3 separate regions of the Homo sapiens genome follow, and regions 1 and 2 are each linked to region 3. A link is a contact called in ENCODE Hi-C or POLR2A ChIA-PET data. All regions are on one chromosome and are shown on one strand. Each heading gives the region's core, a stretch centred on a gene start or an enhancer-like site at or near the end of the contact. The rest is flanking DNA. Distances are from core to core; before and after follow the strand shown. Region 1 holds the start of ISCA1 (iron-sulfur cluster assembly 1). Region 2 holds the start of GAS1RR (GAS1 adjacent regulatory RNA). Region 3 holds the start of CDK20 (cyclin dependent kinase 20).

Region 1 (3,100 bases), core at 441-2,940, 1.7 Mb after region 3:
GGGTTTCACCATGTTGGCCAGGCTGGTCTAGAACTCCTTATCTCAAGTAATCTGCCGGCCTCCGGCCTCCCAAAGTGCTGGGATTACACGTGTGAGCCACTGCGCCCGGCCCCCAGTTTCTTTTATTTTCTTTCTTTCTCTCTCTTTCTTTCTTCTTTCTATCTGTCTGTCTGTCTCTCTCTTCCTATCTTCCGTTCTTTCTTTTTTTTTTTGAGACAGAGTCTCACTCCGTTGCCCAGGCTGGGAGTGCAGTGGCACGATCTCAGCTCACTGCAACCTCCGCCTCCCAGGTTCAAGCGATTCTCCTGCCTCAGCCTCCTGAGTAGCTAGGATAACAGGTGTGCACCACCACACCCGGCTAATTTTTGTATTTTTAGCAGAGATGGGGTCTCACCATGTTGGCCAACCTGGTCTCGAACTCCTGACCTCAGGTGATCTCCCCGCCTCGGCCTCCCAAAGTGCTGGGATTACAGGCGTGAGCCACGCGCCCGGCCCCCAGTTTATGTGCAGATAAGGCTTAGGGGAAAAAAAAAAGCGTCCTCTTATTGTCAATGCGATTGCATTTCTGTAGCAGGAAGTCAGAACTACTTGATGGAATTTTGAACTATCCTTTCAGAAACTGCAGGAGATCGAAGATAAACTTGGCTTTAAAAAATGTTTCACTGATTAGTTCTTCCCACATTCAAACACTGCGAATCTGTCCTCCCCAGGACTGCTTCATAGACCCCTCCTGCCCTTTTTCCTTCACTTCTAGCACTTCAATGACAAATGCCACCTGTCTTGATGTCCTCCTCTCTTCATCTGCTAGCCCTGTCCTGCCAGTATCTCATTCTTCCCTGGCCCCTCTTTACCTGGCTTCCTGTGTATGCCTGGGTACCGCGCCTGTGCAGTGTCTGGTGCTCAGGAATACTGCATCAAAAGGCAGAATTAAGCCCCTGAGCAGCCAGGACAAGGTCTGACAACACGTTTTAAATCGAGTAATTGTTGCTCGCTATAAATGTGACTATTCACACTGCTGCCCAGTCACATTTTCAAGTAGGGTTGGTTCCCAGTTCAGCACCAGAATGAAAACTGCATTAGTCACCACCCTTCAGCATCCCCAGCAGTACAGCACGCTGGGGAGAAGGGTGGAGGGTGGCGATTATACAACTCTGCGGTAACGCCATGCTCTTAAGAACAGCCTAATTGGACCACAAAAGAAGAATGAAAATGGATGTAGATGTCTGGGCATCGGAACGATCACTCTGCATTTGAGAGCATAAGCTCCCAGTGCAGGGTTGACTTATGCGTCCTTAAGTGTCACCGCCTATGATGGTGTTTGTCACGGTGAGTATTAAAGCAGGGGGTGACGCTGCACCTTGCCCCGGGGGCAGGTGGTGAAGCTACGTGCATCCGGAGTCAGCAGGTCTGAGGTCATTCCTCGCCCCCTCCCGCCCGCTCCCCGACGTCACGCCGACTCCGTCCTCGGCGGTGAAGACATTCCTCCCGGGCCCTGCGCCCTGCAGCGTGGTAACCCCACTGCCGGAGACCGTGCGCAACCCAGCTGCTAGACCCCCGGCGTTGAGCGGCAAAACCCCGCCCCGAGCGGCTTGCCCCGCCCCCGGCTCGTCACTCATGCAACTCACCCAATGGTGGCGGCGGGGGGCGGGGCTAGGACTGAGGGCGCCGTGCGCCGAAGCTTGTGGCGTCAATGCGCCCGCCGTGTCCATGGAGAGAAGCTGAGGCGGCCGACCTTCGGCCCGAGGCACCGGGGCGCCGGGACGGCGAAGATGTCGGCTTCCTTAGTCCGGGCAACTGTCCGGGCTGTGAGCAAGAGGAAGCTGCAGCCCACCCGGGCAGCCCTCACCCTGGTGAGTGCTCGCGGCGCGCGGCGGGGCCCGTGACATTGCTCGTGTCCGCCCCGTGCAAGGGGAGGTCACGGCGGCCGGGAGTGGGGCCGCAGGGACGCGGACACGTCAGACCTCGGCGTCGCTCCGACCCGCCGCACAGCCTCGCCGCCTCCTTCGCCTCCGGCCCCTCTTTGCAACGATAAACAAGTCCCGGGCGGGGCTGCTCTCTTGGCCCCGGAAACTACGTTTCCCGTCAGGCCGCGCGGCAACCGCGTGCGGGCCGGAGGGGATCCCGGGGGTGGGCGTCCCCGGGGGCCGATCGCCTCCACACTCCTGCCGGCCTGCGCTGTTCGGCCGTTCCGGTTAAGCAGAGGCTGAACGTGCCCGGTGGCGGGGGTTCCCGGTGGTGGCCCGGAGTCCTAGCCTGGAGGTGCGTGGGGTGGGGAGGGACCAGGCTGTCCGAAGGACCGCTGTGTCGGGGCGACAGCGTTCGCAGAGGGCGAGCACAGCGACAACAAAGCCCCCGGCTCCTGCCGAGGTCACGGCCGCGGCGCGCAAAGCGTTACTTGCCGGTGTCCTGGGTGATTGAGGCCTTTGAAACTCCCTCTGTGCCTCTAGCAAGCCTAGGCTCTTAGGACAAAAGATGATTTCCCAGAGTGAGTTTACAGCCTTTTCTGGGTGAAAGGTCAAACACTCAGAGGGCACCAGAGTGCAACCATTGATTACTTAGAGAATTCACTGAGCTCAGTGTTCCGGCCGCACCGTTCAGTTTTTTAGTGGAAGGAAAATCCACATAACATAAAATTAGTCCTTTTAAAGGGTACAATTCAGTGCCATTTAAGACATTCACAGTGTCGTGCAACCATCACCTCTATCTAGTTCCAAAATACTTTCACCCCAAAAGAAAAATTTATGATCACGTTCCTACATACACTCCCCTTTTAGTGAAGGAGACGACTTTATGCAACCATTCGCTTAGAGACTGGGAAAAAAAACGATTTAAATTGACTCATCGATTCTGTTGCATCTAATGCCAAAAGGGCCTATTACCAGAAAATAAGTTTGTAGCAAAGTAGAAGAAAATTGTGATCAGGTGAGAGAATTTATTTTTATAATCAATTTTTTAGGCCTTTGATATTACCCTGATTATATATGGTACTACTAGTGTACTGATTATGTATCATTCTATATTACCTCTTTTCTGTAGGAGCAAGCTTATTTTCATACACCGTGGGATGTAGAATTAAACAAGGTTTTAAGAACTAGAGGGC
Region 2 (2,965 bases), core at 466-2,965, 1.0 Mb after region 3:
CACTTTCACTATGTCCTATTGGTCAAAGTCAGTAAGGCCTACCCAAGACTCAAGGGGAAGGGGATTATACTCTGCCTTTTGATCTGAGTAGTAAGGATGTAAAGGTAGGGAGAAAAGTGATGGAGACCAATTTTGGAGGGTATCTACCACAGTAAGCCCAGTAAACAAATAGGTTTTGGGGATGGAAATTTAGAAGTGCTCTTGGGGAAGCTTAAGTTTGAGATGTCCTTGGAACCAAGTGAATATATACATATGGAGATCAGAGAAAGACTGAGATTGAAAACATCAAATTAGGAGATGCAATTTAAAATCAAGGCACTAGATGTGGTTACCTAAGGAGTTGAGAGACAGAAGGAGCCACCAGGCAGTAAAATGAGAGAACAGGGGAGTATGGAGTTTCGGAAGCCAAAATTTTAGAAAGCGCTTTGAAAAGGAGGTGATCAGTCATGGCCAATGCTGCTGAAACGTCATATAAGCTGAGGACTGAGAAGTGACAATCAGGTAGAGCAAGGTTTTGGTCACTAGCGACTCTACATAATCGAATGGAACTCGATTATGTAGAGTGAATCGAGTGGGGAAAGTGAGTAAAAGCAAGATTTTCAAGTTTTCATGAAAATGGGATAGTGACTGAATAGGGACGTGGAGTCTAGAAGGTTTTACTATTATGTTTTTTTAAGATAGAAGACAGTATAGCCTATTGTGGTGAATGGAAATGACACAGTAAAAAGTGGGCTGAGAACCCCTCAGGCTTGCAATGCTAATGCTATGTGACTGGGATGCAGAAGTCCCCAAAGCATGCAGAGCTCTTGGGCCTCCCTTAAACCCCACTGAGAGCTGTATCAAGGCCAAGGTGGGGCAAGTGTTACCAAAAACACAGCAACAACACAGAAAAGAAACATGTTAACTTTGAGAGCAGTGATTCTCAAAGTTTGAGAGCAGCATTCCCTGAGAACTTGTTAGAAATGCATATTCTTGGGACCCACCAGTCCAACTAAATCAGAAACTCCAAAAACTAGGGATCTGAGTTTTAGGATACGTGCTAAGGTTTGGGTCCCACTATTCTAAAGGAACTCAACAAAAATTCAAGTAAAGATGAAACCGAGTGCTGACTTTGTTCCTTATGGGCCTAAAATAACAAAGCTTTAAAGACAAGAGGGGATTTTTCAATTGTCTAATTGGCTTCGAACCTTACCTGTGGAGGGATCCCAGACACAGAGAAGGTGTCTGAGTTGTCCAAGTCCTCCAGGCCGGACTGAGAGGACAACTCCAAATAATAGAGAAAAAAAAAGAGACAGAGAGCCAGGGATATGGTTGTTTTGATGTGCCATGAAGTTGCAGCCTTTCTGGATTTTTTTAGTATCGATTTATATTGCTGTTTGTCTACCAATACTCAAATCAGAGCAAGACGGTCCGCCTTACCTCAGTCTGGCTCTTTTAAGGTTTGATTTTGGTTTTGGGGACTGCAGAGGTGCAGCTTCCCACGGCAGACCAAGCGCCTCTGAGGAACGCAGCAGCTTCAGCAGGTACAGGAAGATTTCCCGCAGCCGGAGGAATCTCCTAGTGCTGGGCCTCCGGCTGTGACTTTTGCCATTTCAAATTCACTTGGCCTCTAGGGAGAGGCAGACAGCCCGACGCTGAGCGCGTCGGAGCCCCGGCTCCCTCTGCTTCTGGAGAGGAGATTTAGCCTTAATTTTTGTGACAGATGGAGTTGATAGTCTCTCCACGGAAAGGGGAGGAAAAAAGCGCCAGTTTTTGACAGGCCGCAGACGCCCGCTGCCTCTGGTGGCGGAAGGCTGCGTTGCGCCCCAGTTAAGGTAGCTCGGAAACTCCCTCGCCGAGAAGGCAGAGGTTTCCTCTGCAGAGCAGCCTCCCTTAAATATACTGAGGGGCTGAAACTTACACTTTAATATAAACCTTTGGTGCGTGCCCATTTATTCCGTCTTCTGTCCTGTGACTGCGGCCAGGTGGTAATTGCTCGACATTCCTGAATATTTTTAATGCTAGTTAAATTTTTTCATTATTGCACGTGTTGCAAGCTTATCTTCCTAAGAAATTATTTCGGTTGATTGGATTTCGGTCTTGCAATTTGAAAACGATGCCTGGCGCACGGGCGGTACCTGCCAGATGGCCTAGCTGGGGCTGGGGGGTGGCGGGCGGGTTGTAAGCATCTCATCAACATCTCCCTAATAAAGTGTGTGCTTCTTTCTTGTATGCTTCTTTAAAACAGTTTCAGTCTCACATTTTATCTCTGGATTCTCCCCTTCCCCTCTGTGGTGATCAAGACCCAAAGACAGGGAGCCTGGAAGATAAACTGAGTTCTGAATCCAGTCGAAAGCACAGATGGGGGCCAGCGAGAATTAATAAAACTACAAAAAAAAAAAAAAAGAAAAAAAAAACAAACAAAAAAGGCCCGTGGCTGAGCCGGATGCAAACAGCTGCCCCTAAGCCCTGCCCGCTGGTTCTGTGCGCGAGCTGGGGCTGCATATCCGAGCCTCCTTAAGAGTAGGAGGAGCTCCGGGCCTCCGTCAGGCTCCCTAAGCCGTTCCTTTCAAGCCCTGAATGCCTGAATGTGAGCTGCCCACCACCCTCCCGCCCTCCCCCACTCCGCAACCCCACTCCAGCGGCTCGTAAAAAAAAAAAAAAAAACTTTCAACAACAACAGGCAGGACCAATAGCATCTCGAAAAGCCGGGAAAGGGGGCCGAGCAAAGGGCGAAAGAGAGTGGAGAAAGGAGAAAGCGGGCAGGCTCGGAGCGCGCGGGGCCGGGGCTCGGCGAGCCGGAGGAGCGTTGCTAATGTTTTTGTTTGTTTGCTTTTCCATGCATGCATAATGAGGGGGCACCGCGGCACCACGCGGGGGCTCCCGGCCCACTTTTGTATTTAAAGCCTCGCTGCTAACGAGTCTGCAGCCGGGCTCAGCGGATCCGCTCCCCGGGCTCTTGGTCACCCGAGAAGCTGCCGCCGAG
Region 3 (3,182 bases), core at 477-2,976:
CCTATCTTCGCCAGTTTTAATGCTAAAAACTATTCCATTCTATGGCACTCCCTTAACTTAACTTAGCCATTTTTCCATCTGGGTATTTGGGTTGTTTTCAGATCTCTGCTATCATCAAACAGGAGGAATACTTTGTATGGACATCAAGTCATTCTTCTGCAATTATTAACCCAGAAGTGAAATTTCTAAGCTAGAAAATATTTGCTTTTTTGGAAAATTAATAAATTATATTCAAAACTCAAATAATGTAAAGAGACCCAGTGAAAAGTCTGCCTCCTATTCTGTCCCCCTGTCCTCCCAGTCCCTCTTCCACCAGGTAACCACACTCAGGAAATCTTGTGTATCTTTCCAGATATCTTGTAATGGATGTACAAGCATTATTTATATTCTTTTCTCCTTTTGTTTACACAGCCAGTGGTACTCTATGCATTCTGTCCTGCATCTTGCCTTTTTCATTTAACAACCTATTTTAGAAATCTTCCCATTGCTGTACATAAAAAGATTTAATACCTCATTTGAAGGAGGCACCACAATGATGGACATCTGTGTTGTTTCCAATAGTTTGCCGTTGAAACAACGTTGCAATGGAATAACTTTGTACATGTCATTTCACATGTGTAAAAGGTGTCTATTGGGGAAATTGCTAGAAGTGGCTTTGCTGAGTCTGAGGGTCTGTGCATTTGTGATTTGATCAACATCGTCAAATTATACTGCCACCAGCAATGTATGAAAGTGCTTGTTTTCCCGTAGCTTGGTCAATGAACTATTAGACCTGAGATCTTTAGCCATCCAATATGTGAAAAACTGTAACTTTAGTTTGCATTTGTTTATTGTATGTGAAGTTGAGCATCCTTTCAGAAGTTTAAGGCCTACTCTGTCCTGTCTGGGTCAGAGTATGCCCTTTTATTTTATTTTTAGTTTTAGTTTTTGAGACAGAGTCTCGCTCTGTCACCCAGGCTGGAGTACGGTGGCGCAATCTCGGCTCACTGTAACCTCTGCCTCCCGGGTTCAAGCGATTCTTCTGCCTCAGCCTCCTGAGTAGCTGGGATTACAGGAGCACGCCACCACGCCCGGCTAATTTTTTTTGTATTTTCAATAGAGACGGGGTTTCACCATGTTGGTCAGGCTGGTCTCGAACTCCTGACCTGATGATCCGCCCGCCTCAGCCTCCCAAAGCGCTGGGATTACAGGCGTGAGCCACCGTGCCCGGCCCTCAGAGTATGCCCTTTTAAAAATCTGTGGGTACACGTAGCCAACTGACATTTTAAGACAAGAGGACCCACAGACCCTCTTTCCACAACGCAGCCCGGGACCTGTCTGTCTGCATCAATAGTGCCTGGCTTTCGGAGCTAGAAAACAGCACCTGCGCGTGGTCGAAGCCTGAACCTCTACTTACAGGTGCGGAGCTTCCGGCTTGCCAGGGGAAGGAGCCCGCCCCTCCCGGCTGCGTGCACCAGCGCAGCTAGTCACGTGACGCCGGGGGCGGGGGCAGATAGGAGGTGCCTGCTGTCATCGTTCCGTGGGCCCTGCTGCGGGCACGCTCTCGGCGCATGCGTTTTTTATGCGGGATTAAGCTTGCTGCTGCGTGACAGCGGAGGGCTAGGAAAAGGCGCAGTGGGGCCCGGAGCTGTCACCCCTGACTCGACGCAGCTTCCGTTCTCCTGGTGACGTCGCCTACAGGAACCGCCCCAGTGGTCAGCTGCCGCGCTGTTGCTAGGCAACAGCGTGCGAGCTCAGATCAGCGTGGGGTGGAGGAGAAGTGGAGTTTGGAAGTTCAGGGGCACAGGGGCACAGGCCCACGACTGCAGCGGGATGGACCAGTACTGCATCCTGGGCCGCATCGGGGAGGGCGCCCACGGCATCGTCTTCAAGGCCAAGCACGTGGAGGTGAGGCTGGACCGCGGCCGGCAGCCTGGCGGGGGTGTGCCCCCGCCACCCTCCGGCTAACGCTCTAAACTGTTTCGGTTCCCTTTTTACATCCAGTACAGTTTTTAAAACCTACTCATATTCTAAACCTACTTTGGGCCGTTGCGCTTCCCTCCGCACAGCTGGCTTGGTCCCCTACCCCAGCGGCTGGGTCCCAGGCTAGTCCTAGACCCCCGAGGAGGGCCTCTGGCCGAGCCGGGGGCGCGTGTCTCTCTCTCAACCACCTTCCCCTCACCCACCTTCATCTCTCTTTCCCAGCCGAGGGTGGGCTGGCAGTGTCTGCCTTCTATCCTGCAGACTGGCGAGATAGTTGCCCTCAAGAAGGTGGCCCTAAGGCGGTTGGAGGACGGCTTCCCTAACCAGGCCCTGCGGGAGATTAAGGCTCTGCAGGAGATGGAGGACAATCAGTATGTGAGTAGGGGAGGGGGGGCATGGTATTCTCACCCTCAGTCGCTCGTTCCCACTTCTTTGTGCCTTCATTTTCCCAGCTACGCCTTCACCAGCTTTCAGGGATTTCCTCCCGCTGTCACTCACACACACTGCTCATTCATCTGCCTCCTTACCCCCTTTTGCCCTTTTTTGTCCACTTGTTCACCTTTATTTACCTATTTCTTTCATTTCTCACACATTCACTCTCATTTGCCTACTTATTTCTTAATGTATTCATTCATTCACCGACTTTTTTTCTCAAAACATGTAGTGATTTATAATGTAACTAGCACCTATTGAGCTCCCGATGTGTTCTGCAGGCATTATATACATTGTCATTTTGAGACCTCTTTACTACTGTACAAGGCAGGTTTCCAGATCTCTGTTTCTCAGGTGAGAGGAGGAGGTTATGTCACCAGCTCTTGGGCCCTCCGTTAGTCAGTAGAGGGTTTGGCCCAGGTTTGATTGAGAGTCCATTCTTCCCTTGGGACCTCCCATAGGCTCTACCCTGTGTTGGGCACTGGTGACACAGAGAAACCAGCTCCAGCCCAGCTCCTGAGGACTTAAGTGTGCTAACAAGAGACAGAGGCAACAGGGCCCACCTAGTGTGGTTCGTGCTGTGATAGGGTACCGGGAGGGGCTGCTGGAACACGAAGAGGGGCATCTTTCACCCCTAGTGTCATTACTCTTTTGGTGCTCTCTCTCACCCATGTCGAAATAGGGAATGTATTTGACTCCCTGGAGAGTTAACAGGGTTGGGTCTCTGTGATCTGGAGATATGCATGATATATTGGATGACAAAAGCATGTTATAAAATTTTGTGTCAT

The links. A loop is a pair of places that touch in the nucleus more often than their neighbours do. ChIA-PET counts read pairs that join two places held with the same protein, here RNA polymerase II (POLR2A). Pooled maps may share reads with other maps.
Region 1: a map of CD8-positive, alpha-beta T cell shows a loop between it and region 3 (7-fold over the local background). The contact joins the promoter of ISCA1 here to the promoter of CDK20 in region 3. A Hi-C loop is called at or near these places in 4 of 168 maps with a recorded cell type or tissue (CD4-positive, alpha-beta T cell, CD8-positive, alpha-beta T cell and naive thymus-derived CD4-positive, alpha-beta T cell) and 5 of 50 pooled maps. POLR2A ChIA-PET finds 5 or more read pairs at or near these places in 1 of 52 experiments (activated CD8-positive, alpha-beta memory T cell).
Region 2: a map of naive thymus-derived CD4-positive, alpha-beta T cell shows a loop between it and region 3 (16-fold over the local background). The contact joins the promoter of GAS1RR here to the promoter of CDK20 in region 3. A Hi-C loop is called at or near these places in 2 of 168 maps with a recorded cell type or tissue (CD4-positive, alpha-beta memory T cell and naive thymus-derived CD4-positive, alpha-beta T cell) and 8 of 50 pooled maps.

Annotation. Positions count from the first base shown.
Region 1 is chr9:86,281,128-86,284,227 of GRCh38, reverse strand. ISCA1 (iron-sulfur cluster assembly 1) reads left to right here and starts at 1,690. Exons shown (of 4, transcript NM_030940.4): 1 at 1,690-1,850. The coding sequence starts at 1,770. LOC124902194 (a long non-coding RNA gene) reads left to right here and starts at 2,147. Exons shown (of 2, transcript XR_007061634.1): 1 at 2,147-2,259; 2 at 2,775-3,100. RefSeq lists enhancers at 1,290-1,569, 1,690-1,839 and a silencer at 2,010-2,309.
Region 2 is chr9:86,947,448-86,950,412 of GRCh38, reverse strand. GAS1RR (GAS1 adjacent regulatory RNA) reads right to left here and starts at 1,715. Exons shown (of 7, transcript NR_049794.1): 1 at 1,420-1,715. It overlaps GAS1 (growth arrest specific 1), which reads left to right and starts at 2,907. Exons shown (of 1, transcript NM_002048.3): 1 at 2,907-2,965.
Region 3 is chr9:87,973,077-87,976,258 of GRCh38, reverse strand. It overlaps CDK20 (cyclin dependent kinase 20), which reads left to right and starts at 1,726. Exons shown (of 8, transcript NM_001039803.3): 1 at 1,726-1,887; 2 at 2,224-2,337. The coding sequence starts at 1,813. It overlaps LOC105376131 (a long non-coding RNA gene), which reads right to left and starts at 1,624. Exons shown (of 3, transcript XR_930088.2): 1 at 1,397-1,624.